2 separate regions of the Homo sapiens genome follow, and region 1 is linked to region 2. Evidence: read pairs that join two places in POLR2A ChIA-PET (ENCODE). Cell type or tissue: PC-9. All regions are shown on one strand. Each heading gives the region's core, and the rest is flanking DNA. Links, peaks and the distances in the headings are about the cores only. Region 1 overlaps CNIH1 (cornichon family member 1). Region 2 has its middle 82 kb from the start of BMP4.

Region 1 (5,389 bases), core at 92-5,091, 400 kb after region 2:
CAGCATCTATTTAAGATCAAAGTTCTCTAAACAAGAAAAGGGCCATAGGACTCTGAAACTCAAGGACTATAACCAGAACAAACCAAGAAAAATATACATTTTATTAAGAATTCCACTAGAGTTGCTTTTATAATACTTGTTTAAATTACAGACGTTGTCTTTAAAATATAAGCCTATTTCAGCCCTAAAAAGCCATCTGATACCTAACAAACAAATCCTCATGCAAGGTTTTATCCTACACTTACAGAATGAAGTATGGAAAGAATGATTTTGAAAGCATGAACCCCTCCCGCTCTTAATATTACTTTAATAAAAGTGTTAATAAAGATAATCTACAACTCTACCAGTTCTAATATGAAACAATGCCATTCCCTCCCTTCTCCTCAAAAGGAGTCCAGAAACATTTACTACCCATCTCTCTTAAAAACCAACCCTCTCCGAGCATTCTTTAATGACAAAATTTCCCCATAAGAGACACAAAAATTATTCAATTTAGGAACCAAGGTTCAAACAGAAACTAGTATCCAGAAAAAAAACCTCAAGCAAATATGGCTGAAATGATAACATTTAAACATGCAAAATATAATATTCTCTTGTTAAAGTTCACAATTTAAAAAATAGTGATATTTGTCTTCCCCCATACTTTGGCAGAACTGTCAAAACAAATTTAAATAGGGAAAACTGTCAGATGCACTGCTATTCAGCCAATTATTGGCACCCTATCCAAAAGGCAACCTGTGCTGCTATAAAAACGTCCTTCAACCTCCTGCAGCATTAGGATGTCCCAAGCACATGTCTCTTCTCAGTGAGAATTTCTTTCCGTTAAGAAAAGCCAGGAATCGCACATTACCTGTTAAAATGAAACCTGTCCCTCCTAAATTTACAATACATTAGGAAAATACAAGAACTTGAGCTTCAAAAATTAGGCTGTCTTGAGTTCAAGTTCTGACTCTATCTTAGCTGTATAACATTCGGCAAAGTGCTTTAACCTGGCAAAGCTTCAGTTTACTCTCCTATTCATGAGATAACAATTTACCTACCTCAGGATTGTCATGAGAATTAAATTTAAAAATTCAGGCAAAGTGCTTACCACAGAGCCTAGCACCCAGGAAAATCCTCATCTGATTTCAAATATTTTTACCTTCATCATCATTTGGTTATTGAAGTAATGAAAAGACAAACAGCACAGAATACTATTAATAAACAGCTATCAAAAGGGGAAATTTCAGTTTCTTCATTTCCTGGTAACAACTTCAACTACTTAGGTTAAGATGTTTTAAAATTAACACTTAATGCTTTCCAAGAGAAGGCAAATTCATCTTCTTATGTCTTGTTTCATAAGAGCAAAGAAACAGCTAATAAGTTAATACTTTTAATTGTACCTACATCAACTCTTACTGTAACAGTTCTCTAAAGACAAACTAGAAATCTCTTCCACCATCCACATTTATCTGGGAAACAATAATAAAGTACCAAACTAACTTTCTAGATGCTTTTCCAAATAAAATCCCTCTAGCACCTAGTGCTAGTACACTAGTATGCTAGACAATTAAAATCTACACAAACTCTCCCCTTCGTTAAGTAATTTTTAAAGCTGAATTACTGTATTTTATTTCTTGAAGACATACCCACTGCTTTCTTATAAACAACCAACCTTTCAATTACTGACCAGTCAGGCAAAATCAAATACACAGGCTAAAAGAGTATCTTCCTAAATGCAGGCAAAAATACAAAAAAACAAACTGGGTACCCTGGTGTGTGCCTGTAATCCCAGCTACCCAGGAGATTGAGGCAGGACGATCACTTGACCCAGGAGTTTGATAAGAGCCTGGGCAATATAGAGACACCCCCATCTCAAAAGAAAATTTAAAAATACATACATATATATTTTTTCAAAAACCCTAAGCACAATGGAGCTACATTATCACTAAATTCATGATGGCTCAGAACTCAGTGTAATTCAGGCCTGTTTTAGAAACAGAAAGTAGATACACACTAGAAATAACCACATAGACATTTGTATACAAATTGTTATCTACAAAATTATGGCACCCTAAGTCCAAAGAATGGCATTGCTGCGAGATCCCAGAGCCCCCAGAACAGAGCTATCCACCTAACAGGCTCTGAATAAACATCAGCTGAAAGAATGACTCATTTATTCCAGAATATGCAAACCAAAGATAAAACTAGATATGGCAGATAAGTCCATACTAAAGATTTCACTCACATACTACCTCACAATAAGTCACAACCCGAGAATCATCTCACCATCTATTAGTCATTTTATGTTAACCAACTTTCAAGTACTACACCAAATAATTTCACATAGAAGTGCCTATGGCTATAACATAAAAAAACGCATACGCATTTAACAGCTTTCCCTACTTGACTGGGCCAGCAAGCATATATTTGCATAAAATATGAAATTTCATGAAATCATAAACCTCAACAGGCATATGAACGAGCACACTGAACAAAACGTTACAAATACAAATGCCCTAACCCTCCCCATGAAATGAATATAGCATTAAAACATTTAACTAAAAAGCAGTACACACCTTTAATGCAATTTTGACTCTTTTAATCTTTTTGACCTTTTCAACTGTCTTTGGCCGACAATGTAAAAAGCAGATTGGAAGAATGTTAGTATGACAGCTGACAAGATCACCAGCAGATTAATAATAGAATAGTCAAGCACGACAGGAAAAAGAAGATTTTTTAAATTCTGCCTACTTCAAAAAGTACAAATATATTATGCTACTCAGAATACTGGCCATTTTCAAATTACTTCAAGTTAAAAACAAACATATTTTTAAAATCTAAAGATAAATCCTATATTATAACTTACGGGATTCAGGGTATTACACTGGTCTATAGGATTCTTGTAATCAGTCTTCAGCTCATCAAATGCTATAATCTAAAATAAAATTAAAACAGTTAGGACCACTCACTTTAATTAAAAGCAGCAACAAACCTGCCCCATCTTCAAATAATTATTAAAGTTAATAAAACAAGAACAAAAGTACACCAAGATCCCAAATACCAATTTACAGTAAACTCATATATGACAAAAAGAACCAGAATGCGATTTAAAGTGAAAACACTCTTATCTCAGTATCACTAAAATTTGGTATTACTGTAATAAATACCTTCAATTTTCAATTTCGTCAATGCCTCTGCTCAAGTTATTTCAACTTATCTCTACTCGAAATAATCTTCTGAGTAGAAAAATAATTTCAACTGTTTATCCAAATTCCTCTTTATCCTAAAAAAAAAACAAACCTTCCTAGGTCAACTTCTTTCTGCAGGCTTTCCTAACTCCTTTGGGCAGAAGTAATTGCCCACATCTCCACACAGCATGGGACTCTATAATGCCATCGATATGGCTTTTCTCACCCTGGAGTGTGGTATTTACACACAGGTCTGTCTGCCCCTCTACACTCTCAGGGAGAAGGACCATTTTTATTTATCTGTGCATGCTCCTCCTCCCTTGGCACAGTGCTCAGTGGGACACTAGAGATGGATTCGAACTCTTCAATGTGTTCCCATTGGTGCCCAAACACATACATTTGTAAGGATGCTTTTGTCCACACTCTGGAGGAATGTGGCTTCAACCTCAAGGGTCACTAGAATGTACATTAAGAGTCAAAATAGGGACTCTGCACCACTTTGTGGCATCATTTCAGGTGACAAAGAAAGAAAACAAAGGCAGCAAGTTGATGGGGGAGCCATTTTAGTTGCTAACACTACTCACCCCAGGGACACACAAACTAAGCTACCCTTCCCTTAATGAGTTAGGAATAGTATCTTTATATGTGAAAGTGTTGCTCAATATTATCAGTAATCAGTAAAGTTACATATTTCCATCTTTTAACATGACTGTTTATTTCCCTGTTAAAATTTAGATTCATAAAAAGACGGTTTTTTTAATTTCTAGAGTTCCATAAAATTCACCCACCTGCCCTAATAAAAACTCCAACCAAACAACAATAGAAGGAAAATAATAAAACATTAGAATGTAATCTCTGAAAGAACAAAGATTGTTGTATTTACTATTATGTCCCAGGGCCTAAAATATAAAATAGTGCCTGGCACATAGTTAAGTGTTCAATAAATATTAACTGGAAGGAGGGGGTGAAAAAAATAGCACTAGGGATTAAAAAAAAAAAATGCAGAACTCACCAGGGGGATTTCCCTTGGCTAATGACACCTAACACAAATGTTAAAAACATACATGTGTAATTAGAAAATACTAATTTCTGATTACTTATGGACGTTATTAGTCTGCTACTTGACGTCAGCCGTGGTATATAACCCCAATGCATTTTAGTAATAAAGCTCAAGACAAGGATGATAATCATAAGTACTTGTCTATAACAAGATCCAACTTAACAGAATACAAAACTTGTCTTTAAAACTGACATTTAATTGGACATTTTCTCCAGGTGACTTCAAGGGTTTTTTTTTTTTTTTTCTTGAGACAGGGTCTTACTCTGTCACCCAGGCTGGAGTGCAGTGGCACAATCTCGGCTCACTGCAACCTCCACCTCCTCGGCTCAAATGATTCTCCTGCCTCAGCCTCCGGAGTAGCTGGGACTACAGGTGCATGCCACCATGCCTGGCTAATTTTTGTAGTTTTTGTAGAGATGGGATTTTACCATGTTGCCCAGGCTGGTCTCAAACTCCTGAGCTCAGGTGATCCACCTGCCTTGGCCTCCCAAAGTGCTGGGATTACAGGAATGAGCCACTGTGCCTGGTCACAGGGATTTTTTAACTATGTTGTTGAATGGGTTTCTCTTTGAGTGCTATAGGCTAGGGTTTTCGAACCTCTTCTGAGAATATTCTTAATGATTTTCAAATCTTTTTGCAGCTATGTGGCTGAGCAAAGACACCCACAAAATTTCCTACAGAAGTATAACAAAAATAAAACAGATAAATCCCTAAAGATGCCCAAGTACACAATTCAGAATACCTTCCAATTTAATACACATCTTTAAGGAATGACTTTTAAGCTTTTAATTTTTCAAACAATCTATGCTCCCGACTCTATTCTCCACAGAGCATCAATGACATGAATTAGGACTAAATTGACAGATATAATCATCAGCATAAAAAACATTCTCTAATACAGTGATTAATGTAAATAAGATTTTTGGAATGTAATTTAAAAATTGTAAAATGAGTCTTCTGAAAGATACTTCAACTACCTGCTAGAGTTTGGTTTAACTCCTCCAAATCTCAGGTTGAAATCTGATCCCCAATGTTGGAGGCGGGATCTAACGGGAGGTGTTTGGGTCATGGGAGCAGATCCCTCATGAATGGTTTGGTGTCATCTTGGAGGGAATAAGTGAGTTCTCCTGCCATTAGGACCCAAGAGAACTGGCTTGTA
Region 2 (5,389 bases), core at 311-5,310:
TCTTTATATTTAAATGTATCTTTAAACAGCATGGGGTTGAGGGTTTTTTTAAATCAATCTTATAATTTGTTCCTTTTAATTACATCTTTTTGTGCATTTAGATTTAATATGATCATTAATATGTTTGGGTTCAATTTACCAGCTTGTTATCTGTTTTTTTGGTAACACTTATTTTTTGCAACCTTGCTTCTCTTTACATGCCTTCTTTTGTATTAACAAAGTATTTTTAAAAATATTCCCATTTATATCTTCTACAATATATCTACCCCCCCAACTGTTCTTAAGATTTTCTTTTTATTTTGGTTTTCAACAATTTGACTATGATGTGAATAGGTATAGTTTACTTTGTATTTCTCATCTTTGGGTTTATTAATCTTGAAAAAATTTCAGTAATTATTTCTTTATTCTTCTGACCATTTTCTTCTATTTTTCTAAAACACCAAGTATATCTGTATTAGACTTTGTGATATTTTCCACATTTCTGATACTCTGATTTTTGTTTTTCAGCCCTTTTTTCTTCCCATTGTTTCAGTTCCTATTCCCTCTGTGCAAGTACATGCCCTTTCTACTGCAGTGTCTAATATGGTGTTCATCTTATCCAAAGAAATGTTTCAGACATTTTATCACGAAATTTTTAAATAATTTTAAAATTTTTACAAATAATATACTCACCATCTATATTCTACAATTAGGATTTATTGTAAATACTTTATCACATGTTTTCATTAAAAATTGTTTTCTATCCATCAACCTATCTTATTTCTTTTTTTTAACTTATATTTTAAATGCAGAGGTACAGGTGCAGGATGTGCAGGTTTGTTACACAGGTAAACATGTTTCATGGGGGTTGGTTGTACAGATTATTTCATCACCTAGGTATTAAGCCTAGTATCCATTAGTTATTTTTCCTGCTTCTCTCCCTCTCTCCACCCACCACCCTCCAATAGGCTCCAGTGTGTGTTGTTCCCCTCTATGTATCCATGTGTTCTCATCACTTAGCTCCCACTAACAAGTAAGGACAAGCAGTATTTGGTTTTCTGTTCCAGCATTAGTTTGCTAAGAATAATGGCCTCCAGCTCCGTCCATGATGTCCCTGCAAAGGACATGATCTCGTTCTTTTCTATGGCTGCATAGGATTTCACAGTGTATATGTACTAAATTTTCTTTATCCAGTCTATCGTTGATGGGCATTTGGGTCGATTGCATGTCTTTGCTATTGTGAGTAGTGCTGCAATGAACACATCTATGCATGTGTCTTTATCATAGACGATTTATATTCCTTTGGGTATATACCCAGTAAAGGGATTGCTGGGTCAAATGGTAGTTCTGTTTTTAGATCTTTGAGGATTTGCCACACTGTCTTCCACAATGGTTGAACTAATTCACACTCCCACCAACAGTGTAAAAGCATTGCTTTTTCTCCATAACCTCATCAGCATCTATTATTTTTTGACCTTTTTTTTTTTTTTTTTTTTTTGAGACAGAGTTTCACTCTTGTTGCCCAGGCTGGAGTGCAATGGCCCAGTCTTGGCTCACTGCAACCTCCGCCTCCCAGATTCAAGTGATTCTCTTGTCTCAGCCTTTCAAGTAGCTGAGATTACAAGCGCCCACCACCATGCCTGGCTAATAGCCATTCTGACTGGTGTGAGATGGTATCTCATTGTGGTTTTGATTTGCATTTCTCTAATGATCACTGATGTTGAGCTTTTTTTTGCATGATTGTGGGCTGCATGTATGTCTTCTTTTGAGAAGTGTCTGTTCATGTTCTTTGCCCACTTTTTAATGGGGTTGTTTTTTTCTTGTAAATAGTTTAAGTTCCTTATAGATGCTGGATAACAGACCTTTGTCAGATGCACAGTTTGCAAAATTTTTCTCCCATTCTTTAGGTTGTCTGTTTACTTTGTTGATAGTTTCTTTTGCTGTGCAGAAGCTCTTTAGTTTAATTAGATCTCATTTGTCAATTTTTGCTTTTGTTGCAATTGCTTTTGGCATCTTCATCATGAAATCTTTGCCTGTGCCTATGTCCTGAATGGTATCACCTACTTTTAGTTTTAATGCATCTTATTTCTTAACGCATTTCACAGTTGCAGATATCAGTATACTTCTTCCCATCAAGTATGTCAGAATACATATCATTTACTGGGGTTCAATGCTTGTTTGAACCTCCTCTCTCCCAGCTTACCTATCTTCATCCTTTAGGATGCTATTCAGGCCTCTCTTTCCCTAATCTGGTTAAGGGTCCCTCCTCTGTGTTCCAGGTACACCCCATGCACATATTTTTTAATGCATATCTTTATCCTTGTACTTACTACATTCCATTAGAATTAGTAGTATAAAGTTCTGCTTCTCTTGCTGGAATATAAAGTCCCAAGGGCACAAACCAAATCTTATTCTTTGTACAATAGGACCTGGCACAAAGTATGTGCTCCATAAATATTTGATGAATAAACAAATGAGTGAAGAGTTGCCATGCCCACACAAGGTAAAGTAATGCACAAGTTATAGCGGTCAAAAAAGAATAGTGAAATCCTGGTGGCAGCAGCTGCATATAACTTTCCTATAGTTGAGAGTACAAAAACCATGTTCTGTAATAATTGGGTCTTTAAGAAAGTACAGAAAGGATGTGAGAGATTCTACAGCAAAAAGATGGGAATTCAGGAAGGATAAAGTCTAAGGACAGACAGCAAATGTTAGGTATAGAGAGAAAATAAACAGAGCCCAGAATCTGAAGTGACACTTCTCCCGATATCCAAGATTTGACTAGCTTATTAATTATAAACCACTACTAACTTAAGAAGACTTCATCTGCATTATGCATGTTGTAATAATCAACATATGGGCAAAGACAGCTCTTAGTAAACCTACATATAGGTTCATTTTTGTTTCCAAATGAATGCCTCTTATTTTCAATGTCCTGAATCAAATATCCCACAATATACAGTCTGCAGCAAGATGCCCTGGCAGATGCTAAACTTGATTCCGTCTACCAGGTCCCCATTCACACAGAATAATTATGTCCAGCTGGAGCCCTCCCTGATTTAGTGACTTACGTTGGTCAGTCTTACAAACATTAAAGAAACAGTCTCTTATTTGGGAATCCCAGCTGGCCTTGTTGCAGCATAGAACCTCTTTATCCAAAAGGAGTTTAAACAAGAAAGAAAAAAAGCATTTTATGATTAACTACTTCCCCAGCAAAACTGCTTTCTGAAAGCACATATTTTGAAGGTTTTTACCTATGCCATCTTATCAAGTTGAAAATTACAAAAACAACAAATATCCATAGGATACTTTAAAAAAAGGATGCATAATTCTTTCCTGTGTGGATATAAAAATTTATTCAGCAAATCCCATATTGATAGTTCTTCAGGTGGTGATGCCAACATTTTGCTATTGTAATAAATGCTACAGTGAATACCTTTCTATACTCATTACTGCACTTTTATGCTATCTATTAAAATAAATTCCAAGATGTGAAATTTAATTTATGTAGGCCTCATATCTAGCAAAATCTACAACATAGAGTAAACATAACAATGAATTGACACTGTCCAAAGAAAAAGCCTTTTTGGTTTTACAAGCTGAGTGGTTATGTAAGTTTCCTTAAGAATAAAAAAGCAGCTTAACTTTTCTTTAAAAACCCCAAAACTCTAGACTCAGGTTTGCAGCACTTAGAAGCTACTGGGTGAAACTCTCTTGAGACTTGGGTCAGGGACTCTCCTCTCTGTAGATGAAGATCTGCTCTCAAGCAGGGGCTTGGGAGATAAATAACTTAGGACCCATAAGGCTTACGATTCCCCACAAATCTTTCTTTTCTACCTGAAAGAGTGGAAAATACAGAATTAAATAATGGACATCTGTTTCCTCCATTTGACTCTTCTTGGATTAAGATGCTGTATTTTCTAATTGTTTTCCTTCCATTAAAGAGCTGACTTCCCCTGCAAGGTGGAATAAGGGGAGGTCTTCTTTTAGTCTTTGCTTCTGAAGTTTGGTGCTTCAGGATGCTTGCTGCATCGTGAGGTGACCCTCACCCAAGCCTTTCATGTGTTTGGCATGCTTAATTTAATCAATCAGATCACCACCAACCTGAAACACAATGATGAGGATGTGTTCAGACTGTTCTGGAATTCTGTATATGTCAATATGGGGAGACTATTAGACCAAATTCTTTGCTACACATACACAACCTTTTAAAGTTAGGTGTATATGAAACAAAGTTATTTTATGAGACTATGCATTATGATATTCCTCTAACATCAGACTGTAAATAAGAAAAAAAATTTTTTGGAATAATTATTGTTGCTCTTCAGAAGGTAGTTAGAAGGGAAGTAGAAAGACAAGAAAATATATTTTAGCTTAAGTACTCAAACAGTTTAATTTTACTTAGATACTTACAAGAAAAAAAATTAATTTCAGGTGACATTATGGAAGGATTCATAAGAGTTCCTTGTCCAAGGTTACATACAGTCAATTAATCTTCCTGGGTCTTGGATTCCTCATCAATAAATGTTGGACTTAAGCAGTTTCTAAATAACCCTCTCACCCCAAATTCCATGATTCTATGTATTTGGAATGGAATGATTCATTGCTTTACAGGTCATATATCTCTTCAGGAATGCAAGGAGTTAAGAAAAAAAAATCTCAAGATATAAATATGGACTTTTTGTGAACCACCAATAATCTATATTTACTTGCAAATGTCCCACAAACAGCTTATTTGTATAATAATTTTACAAGTGCTTCAACTTAAGAAATCACTATTCTATCAGTATGTATTTAGTACAGCAGGAGTTGGAAGAAAACATTCATATTTTTTTCTCAATATTGAAGCGTAAGGGCAACAAATTTGGAAGGCTGGAGAAATCTGGACTTAGAACCACAGATAGAAAAACTTTTACTTATTTAAGTATGAGGTTATGTCTAACATGATCTACTTAATTTCTTGTGCTACTTTATTACAGTGCAGTTGTTTTAAATGCTGATTTTTAATTGTTCACTTATTGATTTTCCACCTCTCTGTGACATTAGCAAATTCTGAACATCGTATCTAGTTGTGTTATGACCCAGTCTGACTGCTTTAGACCCAGTATGAATAAAGGGGGCACGATGCAGTGAAAGAGCACCAAATAAAGCCAGGGAGACCTGGATTACAGGCTTGTTTCTGTGACCTTGGACAAACGGATTAACCTTCTAGGTCTCAGATTCCTCTTATTAAAATAAAAATATTAAATTGCTTAGGTTTCTTCTTCCTTTAAGGTTCTATGTTTCTATGAATAATCTGGTCAATAGTTCTTCTCACTGCCTGTTAAGATTCTAATTCTAATACAATGTATTTACAATCAGCATTTCTTGCTTTTACATTACCAATGACAATAACAACAACACAGCAATC

What was found. Peaks named below come from ENCODE experiments on the same cell type or tissue, not always from the same donor. Only the 100,000 strongest peaks of a DNase experiment are listed, where the experiment ranks them.
Region 1: POLR2A ChIA-PET joins it to region 2 with 8 read pairs; 1 of 35 experiments calls an interaction of 5 or more read pairs at or near these places.

The regions. Positions count from the first base shown.
Region 1 is chr14:54,433,521-54,438,909 of GRCh38, forward strand. CNIH1 (cornichon family member 1) reads right to left here. Exons shown (of 5, transcript NM_005776.3): 2 at 2,849-2,917. Among named protein-coding and RNA genes, the nearest start is that of CNIH1, 5.2 kb to the right of the region's middle. In PC-9, for the core only: no CTCF peak of the experiment used is centred there; a DNase peak (open chromatin) is centred at 2,271; H3K27ac peaks cover 927 bases.
Region 2 is chr14:54,036,494-54,041,882 of GRCh38, forward strand. No RefSeq gene overlaps it. Among named protein-coding and RNA genes, the nearest start is that of BMP4, 82 kb to the left of the region's middle. In PC-9, for the core only: no CTCF peak of the experiment used is centred there; a DNase peak (open chromatin) is centred at 4,548.